2 separate regions of the Mus musculus genome follow, and region 2 is linked to region 1. The links are chromatin loops, found by intact Hi-C in ENCODE. Cell type or tissue: gastrocnemius. All regions are shown on one strand.

Region 1 (8,000 bases):
TGGACTGGGTCTCGGTCTGCCGCTCCGCCCGACCGCCCCGTTGGTCCCGCCCAGCGCCCGCCCAGCGACCTATGATGCAGCCTCTCCCTGGCATGACTCCGCCCCAAGGAGTCTGGATCGCCTCTGTGATTGGGTGAGACCCGGTGGGACCCTCCCTCTGTTCCATTGGTCAGCAGCGTCGGCGCAGGCTCCGCCCCCTCACGTTCCCACCATGTGTGGTCCCGCTTGGTAGCCACCCGCCGGTGACGCAGGACCGCGCTGCGTCCGCCCCGCGTGGGCTGAGTCTGGAGGGACCTCGGATCTCCTACGCATTTCGCGTCCCCGGGAAAGACAGGGGTTGCGGTGACTCCGGCCGGTGGCTGACAGACCTGTTACCGGGCCCTTTCTAACAGTTCATTGTCCTGTTCATATGTGAGGCTGAGCGGTGATTGCCTTACACAAACTGTCCTATTTTCTATTTTCATCTCATCCTGGTAACGTTCATTTCATAAACACGAATAAAACAGATGCTTGTTAGTCTTACTCTGCAGATGAAGTAAGCTTAGGGCGCCCCAGTTTGAATGACTTGCGCAATACCATGAATCCAGTAAGATTCCACTCAGAATCTTCCGATTTCAAAATCCACTTCCTCGCAGAGAATCTTGGTATTTGCATACAGAAAGGCATAAGGATAAAGGAGACGCCCTTTTATGCGGCAGGAGTGGGTTTGGGAGAAAGGACAAAGGTTTCAGAGGACGTGGGTTGAGGCAGTAATTATGCCCTCAAATGAATTCATTTCTTTTACGTTCTGTTTAGCAGACACAGTGCAGTTATTTTGCACAAAACTCTGAACTGGATTCTATGTGGGAATCAGAGATGTGCAGGGCAATATTCTCCTGTCTCCTTTGGGAATCCTTTGATTCTTTGGAGATTCTGGCAGAGTTTGCTGATTGAACAAGTGCAGCAACCGTTGCACTTGGGCTAAGATGGGCTAGTTGGGATGGAGGGCTGGAGCTATCCAGCAGAGAACTGTTCCGATTTGTCCTTGTGTTGATCCTATGGGTAGTCACCTTCCCCATCTTGGGAATGAGCAATGAAAGAATCTAGAATTTAGTCAGCAATTTAATGGCATTAATTGGCACCACTCTCTGACTACAGCGTCATTACGAGCCTCTCATTTCCAGCGCTTTGGACATGCTGTTCTCTCACATCACATGCCCCAGCCCACACCCTCGTGCCTCCTGTTTTCCCTGTGACAGCTGTTATTTTCCAGTTTCCTGGGCCCAACCTGCACAGGGGCTCACCTCATTTGGTGTCTTCCCCCCACCCTCCGGTTTTAGTACATAGTACTGGGATTGTTTAGCTATTGTATGTCAGCTCCATCAGACTATAATCTAGCTCAGTACTTGGTACCGAAGGATCATATGAATCAAACATAAGAGGCTTGCATTGGCCAGAGCCTTAAAGTCATCCAAGTCTCTGCCCGACTCTCTCCTTTGAATCTCTTCTGCAAGTACTTGATGAGTGAACTGATATTCCCTATGCTTTTCTTTAAACACTTGGGTTTTTTTCATTATTTTTAATCTCATGTTTAGCTGTGTGTCTGTGTAGGAGTGACGGCAAGTGTCTAGTGGACTCCTGAATAGAGTGTTTCTGGGGGTTGGAGTTACAAGGCTGTTACCAGCCTCCTGTTGTGGGTGCTGAGAAGTACCCCCAAGTCAGGTTCTCTGCAAGGAACGTACACACTGTTAACCTCTGAACCATCTCTCGCGCGTCCCCTTTCTTTTCTTTTCTTTTCTTTTCTTTTCTTTTCTTTTCTTTTCTTTTCTTTTTTTGGTTTTTCGAGACAGGGTTTCTCTGTAGAGCCTTGGCTGTCCTGGAGCTCACTTTGTAGACCAGGCTGGCCTTGAACTCAGAAATCCTCCTGCCTCTGCCTCCTGTGTTGGGATTAAAGGCGTGCGCCACCAAGCCCGGCTTACCCCCCCCCTTTTTTTTTCTTTTGAGGTATTGTATGCTTTTCTCTTTTTTTTCTATCTCCCTGGGTCCCCCTACAAGGAAGAGAACAGGGAGAGTAAGGGGTGGTCCATTCACAAATGGCCATTCAGGGAATAAATTCTTCTCTTCTCCTCTAAACTCCCATAATGCTGTGTCTATAAACTGTGAGCTCTCTGCAGCCTGGGGCTGCTCTCTCTTGTTTATGAAGAGGCTGAACTCAAATTCTGCTTGCTCAGTATGACCCTAGACAAGCTGGTTGACTTGTTGTTATTGCTTATTTTTATTATTTTTTATGTGTATGTCTGTTCATGGATGCCATCTGCATGTGGACATCAGTGTGGCCAGAAGAGAGCATTGGGTCCCCTGGAGCTGGAGTCTACACGAGGTTCTGAGCCACCTGATGTGGATGCTGGGATCTTCCTCTGGAAGATCAGAGTCTTAATTACTCTTCTATCGCCATGGTAAACCACCCTGACCAGAGAAACTTATAAAGTATTTAATTCGGGGGTTCATGGTTCCAGAGAGTTAGAGTCTCTGACCATCACGATGAAGAAAATGGAAGCAGACAGGCAGGCAGGCACAGCTCTGGAGTAGTTGTGAGAGCTTACATCTGATCCACAAGTAGGAGGCAGAGAAGGCTAACTAACAATGGCTTTAGCTTCTGAAATATTAAAGCCCAACCCCAGTGAAACACCTCTTCCAACAGGGCCACACCTCCTAATCCTTCCCAGACAGTTCCACCAACTGTGGATCAAGCATTCAAGTATTTGAGCTTATGGGGGCCATTCTTACTCAAATCACCACAAGTAGTTCTTTTAACCACAGAGCCATCTCTCCAGGCCCCCTCACTTTTTTTTTTTGTGGATTTTTTGTTTTGTTTTGTTTTCGAGACAGGGTTTCTCTGTATAGCCCTGGACTGTCCTGGAACTCACTTTGTAGACCAGGCTGGCCTCAAACTCAGAAATCCACCTGACGGGCTGGTGAGATGGCTCAGTGGGTAAGAGCACCCGACTGCTCTTCCGAAGGTCCAGAGTTCAAATCCCAGCAACCACATGGTGGCTCACAACCATCTGTAACAAGATCTGACTCCCTCTTCTGGTGTGTCTGAAGACAGCTACAGTGTACGTACATATAATAATAAATAAATCTTTTTTTTAAAATGTACATGTATTTATTTAAAAAAAAAAAGAAATCCACCTGCCTCTTTCTCCCAAGTGCTGGGAGCCACCACGCCCGGCAGCCCCCCCCCCCCTTTCTTAGTAGATACAGCAAGGTGATACATAGTTCCTTGGGCACAGTGAGCAGTTGCTATTCTGGAAAGCAGGATCTGCATCCAATTTTTCCTTCTTTGCAATTCCCAAGCCTTTTTTTACATATGACCTGTATTCCATAATTGACCCAGTAAATGAGACTTTTAATCATAAAAAAACCCTCAATATTACAGCAATAATGAAAAACAAAGATAAGCCTAACAACTCAGCCATTTTTCATGGACACTATCTATAAACATCTGAACCAGAGGGAGGGACAGTGTGGCCTCTACTGCTTGTGAACTGGTTCCATCTTGCTGTGTCATCGTCTTTGTTTTGTGTGGCTTGCGTACTTAAGTTGATAAGGATGATTCATTCCACAGAATGGATGTCCAGTGCTTGGGTAAAGTACCTGGGCGACATTCAAGGGTCAGAACACCAGTTTTGACTCCTGAAAGGACATCAGAGGACAAAGTCCACTTTGTAATTTTGTGTCTTAAAATGAGTACGGTGGAGATACCAGAGTGAGGGCACACAAACCTGCACATGACTAAAGAAGCAGAAATTTGAATTCTATTTTGGTCACCTCGGAGCTCCCCACCTCCCTCTTTAAAAGAGTCACAAATGGCTGGTTCATCTTCCACTAAAGGCAGAAGGAAGGAGGGGAGGACCCAAGGGGCAACCTGGTACTTCAAGGATGTAATGGGTCATCCAGAAAGTGAATGCTGTCTTCCCTGACCACCTTTAAGATAAATCAGCCCTGTTTTGTTTGTTTCCTTGGGTCAAAGTCCTCTGTAGAGACCATATGTGAAAACGTTCTGATTTGGACCTGCCCTTCCTGTAAATATCTGATGATTGGTGGAAAGGTGACAACGCAGAGGGCGGGACAAGCATAGAGATTTTAAGGTTCTCACGCCCTCTAGTGGTGGGACTTGGAAAGCACGAATCCATCTGGATTCCAGTCTTGGTGCAGCTTCCAAGAATACACCCAAAAATATATATTGGTCCTTTCAACTATTCAGTTTGAGGAGTCGCTAAACTTTCTCTTAGTTCAGTTTGCAGCTCCACAATTAACTAATAAATGACGTATTTACTCGGACAAGCTTCTTCAATTCTCTACGCTACCTTCATTCGAAAAATAGCCTAATCAGATGTAGTGTCAAACACCTTCAAGCCAGCTGCCTGGATGCAGAGGCAAGCGGATCTCTGAGTTCAAGGCCAGCCTAGTCTAGAGTGACTTCCAGGACAGCCAGGGCGACATAAAGAAACCCTGTATCAAAAAAACAAAACAAAACAAAACAAAAAACAACAAAAAACAAAACAAAACAAAAAAAAAACAAAAAAGAGAAGAAAGAAAAACAGAGACGAGGAAAACGACAGGTGCTGTGTAGGATGAGAGGAAGGTAACTAGACAAAAGGCTCCTAATTGAGAATCCAGAAGCAGATAAGAATGAGTGGATGACTGCTGAGAGGCGGCTCAGGCTGCTCTTGCAGGGAGCTTGGGTTTAGTCCCACCCACATGGTGGCTCACAGCCTTTGCAGCTCTAGTTCCAGGGAATCTATTCTGGCCTTTGCAGGCACCAGGCACACACACACACACACACACACCACTCAGTCACATAAAATAAAAAATAAAAATGTGAACATTACATTTATGACATGATATCTTTGTGCAATGTGGGAAAATGGCTTTTGTTATAATGCTAATGGGTCAACCCAGTACCCTAGTGTAAAAACCAAAAGGAGACACTTGGCTGTATCTCCCAACACTTACACAAGCTAACTCCAAACTAAACTAAAACAGTAGAGAAGAATTTCTTCACTTTTTGGGGGATACAGATAATAATTTCTTGAACAAGACATGAAAAGCATCCATTCAGGGAAAAATTAATAAGCTGGAGTTTTAAATGACAATAAGTTCAAGAGCTTCTGCTTATTGAAAATGATAAGAAAGTTGGAGAACAAGCAACAGAGCAGAGGGAGATATGGTGACCCTAAGAACACAGAGGAGCGCAGGTTTAAAGCTGGGAGGCTACACTGCAAGAATCTGTGCAGAAAACAAGAACTCAAAAAGAAAGAAAGAGGTCAGATCCAGAATACTGAAAGAATTCTTCCACATGGAAAGAGGCCCACAGCTAACGTTGATGAGCTCCCCATCCAGAAGCGTCAACAAGCCCTCTCCACACAGGCAAGCACAGAGCGTGAACCTGTCCTCAGGCCGCCAATGGTGCTTTCCCCCTCCTCTGCTAGTCTGCTTCTCTGAGGCACTGGACCTTCTGACCTTGCTTTCTGTATGCTGGTCACCTTGTGTGTCTGCCACTGTAATTCATTTTCTTTCTTTTTTTCTTTGTGAGGTTTTGAGACAGTTACATATAGCCTAGACTAATCTTGGTTTTTTTGTTGTTTTGTTTTATTTTGTTGATTTTCCAAGACAGGAAAATCTCTGTGTAGCCCTGACTGTCCTGGAACTCACTTTGTAGACCAGGCTGGCCTTGAACTCAGAAATCCGCTTACCTCTGCCTCCCAAGTGCTGGGATTAAAGGTGTGAGCCACCACCGCCCACCCTAATCTTGTTTTTTAAAAAAACACGTATTATTTTTATGTGTATGTGTGTGCACCTGTGTAAGTCTGTACATACCACATGCATGCAGGAGCCCACAGAAGCCTGAAGAAGGTGTCAGATCCCTTGGAACTGGACTTACAGGCAGTTGTGGGCTACCATGTGGGTGTTGGGAACTGAGCCTAGGTCCTCTGCAAGACCAAGGCAATTTCTCCAGCTTCTGATCCTCCTGCCTCCACTTCCCAAATGCTGGAATTGCAGGTGTGCAGCATGCATCTGGTTTTTATGTAATGGTGGGAGTAAAACCCAGGGCTTTGTGCATGACAGGCAAGTACTCTACCAATGAAGCTATGTCCCAGGCCCTTCCCTGTGTGTGTGTGTGTGTGTGTGTGTGTGTGTGTGTTATTCTGCTATTATAAAATATGTACAACACAAATTAACATTTTAGTCACATTACATCGTCCCCATAGAAACCCTGTACCTATCAAACAGTGTACCACCATTCCTTCCTGCTCAACACCTTAGTTACCTCTGTTCTGTTGCCAGCTCATGAAAACTAGTCCCCCTCACATATGTGGAGGCGCGCAACATCTGTCCTTCTGTGTCTGAGTTTTCCCCCTTTGCGTGTTTACAAGTTTCAGCTATTGCAGGGCTTTGGGGTCCGGCTTAGGTTTCAATAATAAAGACATGGAGATGTCTTTATTGTATAAGGCTGCTGGCCTTTTCTCTGCGGCAGTCTCTCAGCGAACCTCTAACTTAGCCCTGCTTCTCTGCCACTGAAACCTGTTGCTTGGCTCTCACTGTTGTCTTTCCTGCTCTGTCCCATCCTGCCTCTGTCCAGCTCTGCCCCTCCTTCCCTCCTTCCAGCCTCAGCCGCCAGCACTTTATTGCTCAAATACCACACTTCTTTCTCACACAAGAGAGCTTTTAACATAGCGGGAGAGACTCCTCCCCCAGGGCAGTTTGCCTTTCTTTTTGGACAGGTGAGGGCCCAACCAACATTTACCCATCCTGCCAGCTTGGCACCGCTGGCCCAGCAATTAACATGTGAGAACACAGGGACATACCTTACGACATGTGTGGGGTGGCTTATCTCAACACCTCCCCTTTTAGTCCAAGAAATGGCTTTATCTCTAACATCAGTGAACTATATACAATAAGAACAAATATGAGAACTATCAGTGTAAGACAATGTCCAGTCCATTTGCCCTATCTTGGTGAGTCCAAAGTTCTGTAGAGGTTTTGCATCATGTGAGCACAATGAAAAGTCTTTTTAAGTCTATATTTAGAAGACAACCAAAGGAAATTTAAGATCGTGAACTTGTGACTACAATAATATTATCAGAACTCCATTGATCAATGTTAAAGCTCTGAACTTTTGAAGTCTATCACTAGTCTAAGCTTCAAAGCCATCAGAAACCTGAGAAGGTCAAATCACACCTGTGTAAATACACATACAGAGAGAGCAGCTTCCAGATCTAATAAAAATGACAGGGACTTACTGGCTACCCAGCCAGTCTCCCAAGGTTCCTATGTGTCTGCAGGGCATCCATCTTTGGCTGCCAGGCCCAGAAGACCTGACAGACTTTCCTGTGGAGCAGGACCTTAAGGGGACCGTCCCATTTTGTCGACTTCCCTATGTCCTGCCTGTCCACAGTGCTGTCAGCAGTCGAGGTAAAGGGCAGTTTACAGCCTAGTCTAAAATATTTGAAACTCGTTGCTTTCTTAGTCTAAAGGAAATACAACAATCCACCCTTCTTTTCCCTTTCCCCTCACTCCCACCTGTTTTATCCACTGACACTAGTTAGGAGAGAAAGAAGGATAGAGGGGAGAGAGAAAGAGATCCATGAATCCAACCTCCTTTCCTTTGTTTCCTCTCTGACCATGACCATCAACAAACCACAACCAATCTCCTTCAATGACAACTATCCATAACCCAGCAAACAGCCGCCCACCACACCCCTTGGAATGAGGGTGTTGTGTTCTTTAGATTGCCTCCTGTTGTCTGGAGGGTGATGACATCTTTGGGGACCATAAGAAAATTGGGATGCTGGCCAAGTCCTGGGATTTGAACTGTATTCCTCTGGAAGAGCAGTCAGTGCTCTTAACCACTGATTCCTTCCCCAGGGCAGCTTGCCTTTGTTTTTGGGCAGGCAAGGCCCCAACAAACATTTACCCATCCTGCCAGCCTGGTGCCACCAGCCCAGCAATTAACA
Region 2 (8,000 bases), 140 kb before region 1:
CCCCCACTCTTAGAGTGTGTGCATTCTAGGGTAAAGGATAAATAGTGCACATAAGCACTTAACTAACAGAATCTGTGTTGCAGGGCTGCAGGGTTGGGTTGGTTGGGGCACAGGAACATGGCCCCTGGAACCAGATCTCCTGGTCAGAACTGTACCTCTTTGCTGGGTGCTACTTTTGGTGCCCTGGAAAGTTCCCCTTCTGGGCTTTAGCTTCTTCATTTGCAAACTAATAATATCTGTCTCTTTGGGTTGCTTAGAATATTCAATTATGTAATACACATTGAATTTAGAATGGTGTTTGCTATTATACCATAATAACTAGAGCTGCTGTTATTGTCACATATTTAGATGTTATTGTATGGTTCAGACACGGGATGTAATAAAGTCTCACACAGCATTGGCTGTTAGTCAAGAAAAACTTTGGAGAGAATTGGAACTTACCAGAGCCCTCAGAGGTAGGTGGACAAATAGTGTTGGGAGAAAGACCTGTACTCTAAGATGAGCATCAAAAACAGAAGCTTAAATGTGGGAATCAGTGTGTTTTTTAAAGAGTGGGGAAGGAGTTTGAGGGATCTCAGTTGGCACAGTACTTGCTTGGCATCCTTGAATTCTGGGTTTAATCCATGTGTGGTGGTGCATTGGTATAATCCCAGCACTGAGGAGGTAAAAGCAGGAGAATCAGAAGTTCATGGTCATCTTTGCTACTTAGCAACGTTGAGGCTTGTCTGGAATACATGAGACTATGTCTCAAAATAAATACCACCCCACTGGTCTGATTGTAGGTTCTGATTATGTTGGTGGGATGACTGTTGGGCAGATCAGTCATGAAATGAAAGTAGGTAAGTATAACAAGTTTATTAAGCTAAAAATAGCATTTTACTCTCACAAATTTGCTTGTGTCTAACAAAAATTACTTTAATCAATGGATTTACTTATGTGGGTATAGAAACATAATTTTCCCCACTTTTTCAAATAAATGAACTATGCAGGCTAGTTTCATGTCAACTTGACACAAGGTAGAGTCATCAGAGAGGAGGGAAAATGCCTACATAAGATCAGGCTATATATAAGCCTACAGGGCATTTTATTAATTAGTGATGGATGGGGGATAGTGGGTGGTGTGACCCCTGGGCTGGTCCTGGGTTCTATAAGGAAGCAGGCCGAGCAAGCCATAAGGAACAAGCCAGTAAGCAGTTCTCTTCCATGGCTTCTGCTCGGCTCCTGTCTCTAAGTCCCTGTCCTGACTTCCTTTGATGCTGAGCTGAATAAACTCTTTGATTCCCAAGTTCCTTCAGGCCTGGTATTTTATCACAGCAGTAGAAAGCCCAACTAAGACATAAACTCGGAGGTGTGCCTTGTCTAGGAGCACTAGCATCAGATTTACTTTAGTAGTATCACACATGGCTCATCTGTGGGATCAGAGGACAACATTTGGGAAATAGGGTTTTTTTTCCTTCCACTATGGGACCTGGAGACTAAACTTAGGTTGTGAGGTACGACTTTACCTTCTTGCCCTTTTGTCTGCACACACTGTTCTTTTGAACTCTGATCTTAGTCCTATCCCGACTGTATCTTGCTTTTTCTCTTCCTTTTTACTACACAGGTAGACTGGATAGTCAGCTCGGCCACCAAAAAAAAAAAAAAAAAAAAAAAATGTTTCCATTCTTCTACCATTGACCAGTGGAGTAGCTGTTAGGATTGGCATTCTCTAGTGAAACAGTTCTGGGTCAAGATGTGTGATATATGCCATGCATTTTCTGACTCCTCTGAGAAAACAAGAAGAGAATTTTTATGAAGTTTAGCTAATCTCAGAACTCAGTCTATACATGGTCCATAGTAGCCTGAGTAGATCTACAATGGAAAACTTTGATCTCTTTAATAACACCCATACATAGGAAAATTTCAGTTGAAGATCCCATAAATATTGCAACTTTTATTAGATTGCCATCTGACCATTCTATGTTATTTGGGGGGGGGGGGGAGAGAGAAAATGAATGAATGAGAATGGGAAAACACTAAAACATTTAAAGTTAACCTTCCCAGAAAGATAACCGGGACTGGTGTTCACTGGTAGAGTACTCAATTCCTCAGCTGCATATGAAAATGGTAAAACCAGAATGGAGTGGAATGGGCTCTGGTTAACTTCTGCATGCCGTTCTGTGTTAGTTTCTACCTGCCAGTCAGTGAATAGGAAAACAATGAACAGGTCTTACTCAAAGCTCCTCTTCTTACCTCAGGCATGGTAAGCCCAAGAAATACAAAGAGAAAAAGTAAAAGCCAATATGCTATTAGAACAATACGTAAGTAATATAAGAGAGATTATTGTGATAGATCCCTGTACATTCTTAGCAAAATGGCAGAGCCTGTTATCCCCAGACTTGAAAATGATAACAGTAACTCCTATCCATTGAAATGTTAAAGAATGTGCACATTGTTATGTTATATAAAGGGGACACATCTTTCTCATCCAATTTCACCTTAAATCAATATAACTGATTAATACAATAAAAAAATATAGTGGATCTGATATTCATGTTAGCAGCTTATTCTTATATGAATAAAATTTAAAGTAAAATTCTGATAAAAAAATGTATCTTCTCTAAAGAGTTACCAGTTGCTGGTACCAGGCCTGTGTGCTTGGGCTTCTTAAATTCCAGGTGACCTTTCCTCTCTTAAAACCCCACTACTACTTTGTGTATTGTTGGACACATAGGATGTATGCACTGGGCTAGTTTGGTAGATGCAACACTCAAATCATGTTGGAAGTAAGTAAAGTTAGTATGGGCTGCAAAGGTGGCTCAGCTTCGTTCTTGCAGAAGACTGAAGTTGCTAGCACCCATGCTGGGTGGCTCACACTGGTGTTAAGTCCTGAGGAGCTGATGCATCTGGCCTAAGAGGCACCAGCATTCATGTGTTTATACCCAAACACAAATACATACACTTCATTAAAAAAAAGTAAAATTCTAAAAAAGAAAGGAAAGGAAGGAAGGAAGGGAGGGAGGGAGGGAGGGAGGAAGGAAAGAGATGCTATCATTTTGGTTAGTTACTATTTTTTTTTTTTTTAATTAACTACCTTTAGGATAACAACTGCAAATATCTGGCATAGACAATTGCTTTTGTTATTGGCATCGTAACACTTTAATTGACGCTCATTTTGATTTTTGCAATATTTCATACTCTTCCAATGTACATATTGTTGGTATGTATTGATTTTTGCTTTGTGCACTTGAAGAACAGGATATAATGCTGTTCCCTTCTGAATGGAAACTGCTAGTTTGTTTGGTTTTTTAAACTCACCCTTTTTAATGTAGGAACGTTTGTCACATTAGTGTAGTTCTCTGATTAGTACCAGGAAGTAGTTGAAATGGGATGTCTGGCCACAGGAAGAGCTGGAGTAGGTTCAGCTGAAATCTCACTGCACCCGCTAGATGGCGTTAACTCATTAAGTGAAAGCTTCCTCCTGCCGCTCTGGCAGACTTAATATAGCTGATCTGAGAGTTAAGTGGCGAGTTCTGTTGAGTGGTTGTGCCTTTCACAGAAGTGTTATTTATTCAACGTAAAATACTTAAATAAACTTCAGTATTTTGTCAGGTGCACATTAAGGCTGGCTCTCCCTTAGGCTTTCCCTGTTGTACATCCTATATAAACTTACTGGGGGTTTTTCCTAGTTTATTGAAATATCATAATTATTTCTTGGTTTTCTGGGAGTGTTGGGGAACAAATGAAACTGAGAAGCAGGCTGAAAGCAAGTAGATTATATCAGAATTAATTTTAAGTAATTTAGTTTTTATTCATAACCACTAGATCAACAAGAAAGTAAAACAAACATTCCAGTTCTCTGTCCTCCTCAGAGACAGTTCGCAGTGGTAGACTAAAGGTGGTCGGTCATCTTCAGAGATGTTTCATGAGGGAAACTCATTTTCAGTTTGAAGTTTTCCTTTTCTATAGTTGTCTGTAGGGTCTAAATATCTGAGCCATTTTTGTGTTTTCTTGCTGTTTTTATAAGTTCTAAAGTTGCACTTTTTAATGATTATTTTTTATTTTTCAGATTATAATTAGTCATTTCTCCTTCCCTTACCTCCGTCAAACCACTCCCTTGAATTTCCTTTCCCTCTGTCAAATTCATGGCCTTTTTCTATATAATAAAAAGCTGAGAAGAATCAGCTTTTGCCGTAAGAATCAAAATAACGAGCTTTATAAGTGTAATAGAAAGGTCTGTGTTTTGTTTTTTTTTTGGGTGGTTTTTTTTTTTTTTTTCCTTCGAGACAGGGTTTCTCTGTGTAGCCCTGGCTATCCTGGAACTCGCTTTGTAGACCAGGCTGGCCTCAAACTCAGAAATCTGCCTGCTTCTGCCTCCTGAGTGCTGGGATTAAAGGCGTGTGCCACCATACCCGGCAGGTCTGTGTTCCTGTTAATCAAATCAGAGTCTTCAATGAGGGGTTTGCTTTTATCATAACCTTGGATGAGAAAACCAAATGTTGTCTCTTTTCAACCAGAAGTTTAATACATAAGAGGAATATTGTGACTGATGCAGATTGGTCTGGTCACACCTATGGGTCTCTGTGGCATGTTCTAAAATGTAACTAGCTAGGGGGTGGGGAAGGTACTGGGTGATGGTGAAGATGATAAAAATGTGTTACATATGTGTGAAGTTCTCAAGGAATTAATAAAATAGCATACTGGAAATTGAGCTGAATAATCTCATTTCGGAAGCTTGCCCTAGAGAGCTGGGCTTGTGAGGAACAGGGTCGTGGGTGTTCAGCACTCTAGATCACCCCGTGTGCTCGCTTGCCTGTTTTGCTTTGGTTTTGGTTTTATAGACACTAAGTGGAAGCAAGAGTGTGAATAAATTGTGAGTGACTGTGGGCATATGTTTATAGTGAATTAGAGAAGGAGGGGAGATTGTCTTTTCAGAAGGTATTAACTGCTTTCCAAGCAGATCTTAGAGGATGTGTGCCTTAGTCTGAAGAAACAGTTAAGCAGAGAAAGCTACCCAGTCTTGGTAGAATCTAGTATGACACTGTTGCAAAATGTAAAACTATAACCAAGTACTTATTCCTTTAAAAAAAAAGTTTTATGTAGCTCAGGTCTGCCTTCATAGGATATGTATCTAAAATTAACCTTGAAATTTGATCCTCCTGCCTCTACTTCTGAGTGCTGGGATCACGGTGTATGCCCAGTTGATGGGGGTCTGCAGAATGAACCCAGGCTTTCATGTATGGTAGGCAAGCACTTTGTTAACTGAGCTACATTCACAAATCCCAAAGTATGTTTGTGCTACGCAATCTAACATAAAGGAGAATGAGTTCTTGTTGGATAAGAGGTCAAATGAACACAGTTCTTTAAAAGCCATTAAGGAAAATCACATATTATATTCTCTTATAATTTCTAATCATATTGTTTAAGAAATACCAACACTCAGGTGGCCAGGTGGCTCAGCCAGTAGTGTTCTCGACACCAAACTTGATGACCTGAGTTTAATCCCAGGACTCGCACGGTAAGGAGAAAATCAAGTCTTCCAAGTTGTCCTCTGCCCACTAGTCACACACTTTGTTCCATTTCCATGTGTGTGCTTGTACTCACACGAGTGCACACATGCACACACTCATAATAATTTTTTAAAAGAAATAACATACTTTAAGGAACATAATCTTAGAACAATGGCTTCCTTCTGTTTCTGCCCCTTCTCACAAGTCTCATTTCTTACCCCTTAAAAGTAAGATGTTTTCCTTTGGTAATAAGCACAGATCTGTTTCTGGGTCCAAGATACAACAGAGTGATTCACCTTATTATGTAGAAGCACCATCTATGATGTCAGATCATTTCTTAGAAAACTGTTGTAGTCAAGTGTGGTGGTGTACACCTGTAATCCTAATACTCGGGAGGCTAAGGCAAGACGAGCGTGAGTTCGAGGCCAGCCTAGTCTGCTTAGCCAGGCCCTGTTGTTCATAAATAAATGAATAGAGAGAACTTTGACTATAAAGTTATTCAGTGTGGTTTAGTTTTTATGAAAGAATAAACACTAATAATCCTTTTAGCTGTATATGTACCTGGATTAAAAAGAATCTACTGCCAGTGAGTGATGCTTCACCCTTTAATCCCAGTACTCAGAAGGCAGAGGCAGGCGAATCCCTGAGCTCAGGTGACCGTGGTCTACAGAGTGAGTTCTGGAACAGGCAGAACTACACAGAAAAACCCTGTCTCAAACAAACAAATGAACGAACAAAACAAAAGCCAAAAAAGGCCACAAAAAACAAATTTATTAAAACATAAAAATTGCATATGTGCCACATGTGTTGTTTAGTACACCTGTACTTTGTAGAATATTCAAATCAGGGCATCATAGCTGCTGCCTGAAGGAAACATTTTTAATTTCTTTATGTTGAGAATAAAATCCTTTTCTACCTTTTGTGACATTGTATAGTTAGTTTCTTAACAATGCCTAGCCTTGGCATCTGATGCTTCTCCAATGATAATTTAGTATACTTGTTCAAACTTGACCATATCCCAGATAACCTCCCAGACTCTCAATTTTTTCTTTTACATCAACCAGAGCAAGAGAAGGGGGGAAAATATTTATTCATTGGTATATCTTTAATTTTTTACTTTATGACTCCACTAATAAAAAGCAAAAAACAACTGTAATTTGAAGCAAAGATTCTGAAATTACCACTTTTCTAAAAATACAACTTAAGGCTGAAACCTAATATATCGAAACATTTTTGTTCTGGAAATGGTACATGTTTTCATAAAGATGTATTTCTAAATGGCTCAGAAATAGGGAACCTTTCCAAAACATGCTGTAGTTGCCTGGGTGAAGAATATTAGGTTGCAACATGCAAAAAGGAAATCCTGGTGTAGGAAACAGTTGATAAAGAACACGTGTCTGCAGCACCTGACGAAGCCTTTGGCGTCCTCCGGTGCCCGCGTGTAGGATTTTGCTAGTCTCTCTCAAGTGAAGTACCCTCTGCTCTGTGGCTGCTGGGAGGCTCAGCCCTCCATTTTACTGCTGTTGTACATAATCTGTCGTTCTTATTGCTAATCTCCTCTAAGTCCTGCTTGTTATTCCGGTGAGACTCCCAGCCTTTCTTCACTCTGCCCTTCGTGAGAGCAGTATTGTAATGGGTCACAGGCCAGCCAGCAGACAGTGTCTGACAAGACAAAGTCTGGTATTTTTAAACTGTCCGTTTATTTTTTTTTTATTGCCACTATTCTATGGATATTGAATATCTCAACTTCTTAATTTTATAAGAGGTTTTCTTTTAGAAGCTATGGGAGTGTGGGCTGTCATCCTACTTTTATTGAAGTTTTATTGAAACTTAGACTAAAGTGAGGCCTGGTGGCAACTGCATTCACAAAAGGTGATGTGAAAGAAGGGAATCCTGTTTGGCTCAAAAAAAAAAAAAATATATTGTCCCCCATAGTCCAAGCTATTTCCTGTGAGTATTACATAGAACTTTCTTAGTTCTCTGATTAAACAAAACCCTTCAGATACAGGTTTTTCTTTAAAAATAACAAATACCCTTGCTTTACAAAATGTTATGTTGAGGAAATTATTCTAGTCCTGCTTTATAATCTCACAATATTTCTAAACAGACTCATGCCATTTGGAAAGAAGTCATAGAAACAAACTGAGCAAAACAAGTTCAGATGCCTTTGAAGTCAGAGTCATAGCCTTAGTTAAATGTTTCAGCAGCAGACACGTCTGCGTGTAATTACTTAGCCTGTATATTAAGTTTAAAACAATAATACTATCCTGCGTGTAATTACTTAGCCTGTATATTAAGTATTAAAACAATAATACTATCGATCTACTTAATATTTAAAACACAGGGTACTTTGTTTTGAGGACTATATTTTCAATTTCAAATTGCAAATTTGGCTTTTGCAAAGAGACTTGAGTAAGTATACAAACCAGGAGCTCTGGGGTTTGTGTATGTATGTGTATGTACATGTGTGTATGTACATGTGTATACCCCCTGTGCTGAATCTGTTTGCAG

The links. A loop is a pair of places that touch in the nucleus more often than their neighbours do. Peaks named below come from ENCODE experiments on the same cell type or tissue, not always from the same donor. Only the 100,000 strongest peaks of a DNase experiment are listed, where the experiment ranks them.
Region 2: a loop joins it to region 1, with 10 times the contacts of the local background. A loop is called at or near these places in 15 of 42 quality-filtered maps.

Annotation. Positions count from the first base shown.
Region 1 is chr2:92,434,031-92,442,030 of GRCm38, forward strand. Cry2 (cryptochrome 2 (photolyase-like)) reads right to left here and starts at 39. Exons shown (of 12, transcript NM_009963.4): 1 at 1-39. In gastrocnemius, a CTCF peak has its summit at 4,156 (motif pointing left); DNase peaks (open chromatin) are centred at 132 and 4,141; H3K4me3 peaks cover 1,322 bases; H3K27ac peaks cover 2,413 bases.
Region 2 is chr2:92,293,188-92,301,187 of GRCm38, forward strand. The region is part of intron 6 of Phf21a (PHD finger protein 21A); the gene reads left to right. Among named protein-coding and RNA genes, the nearest start is that of Large2, 74 kb to the right of the region's middle. In gastrocnemius, a CTCF peak has its summit at 3,430 (motif pointing right); a DNase peak (open chromatin) is centred at 3,429; H3K4me3 peaks cover 213 bases; H3K27ac peaks cover 1,211 bases.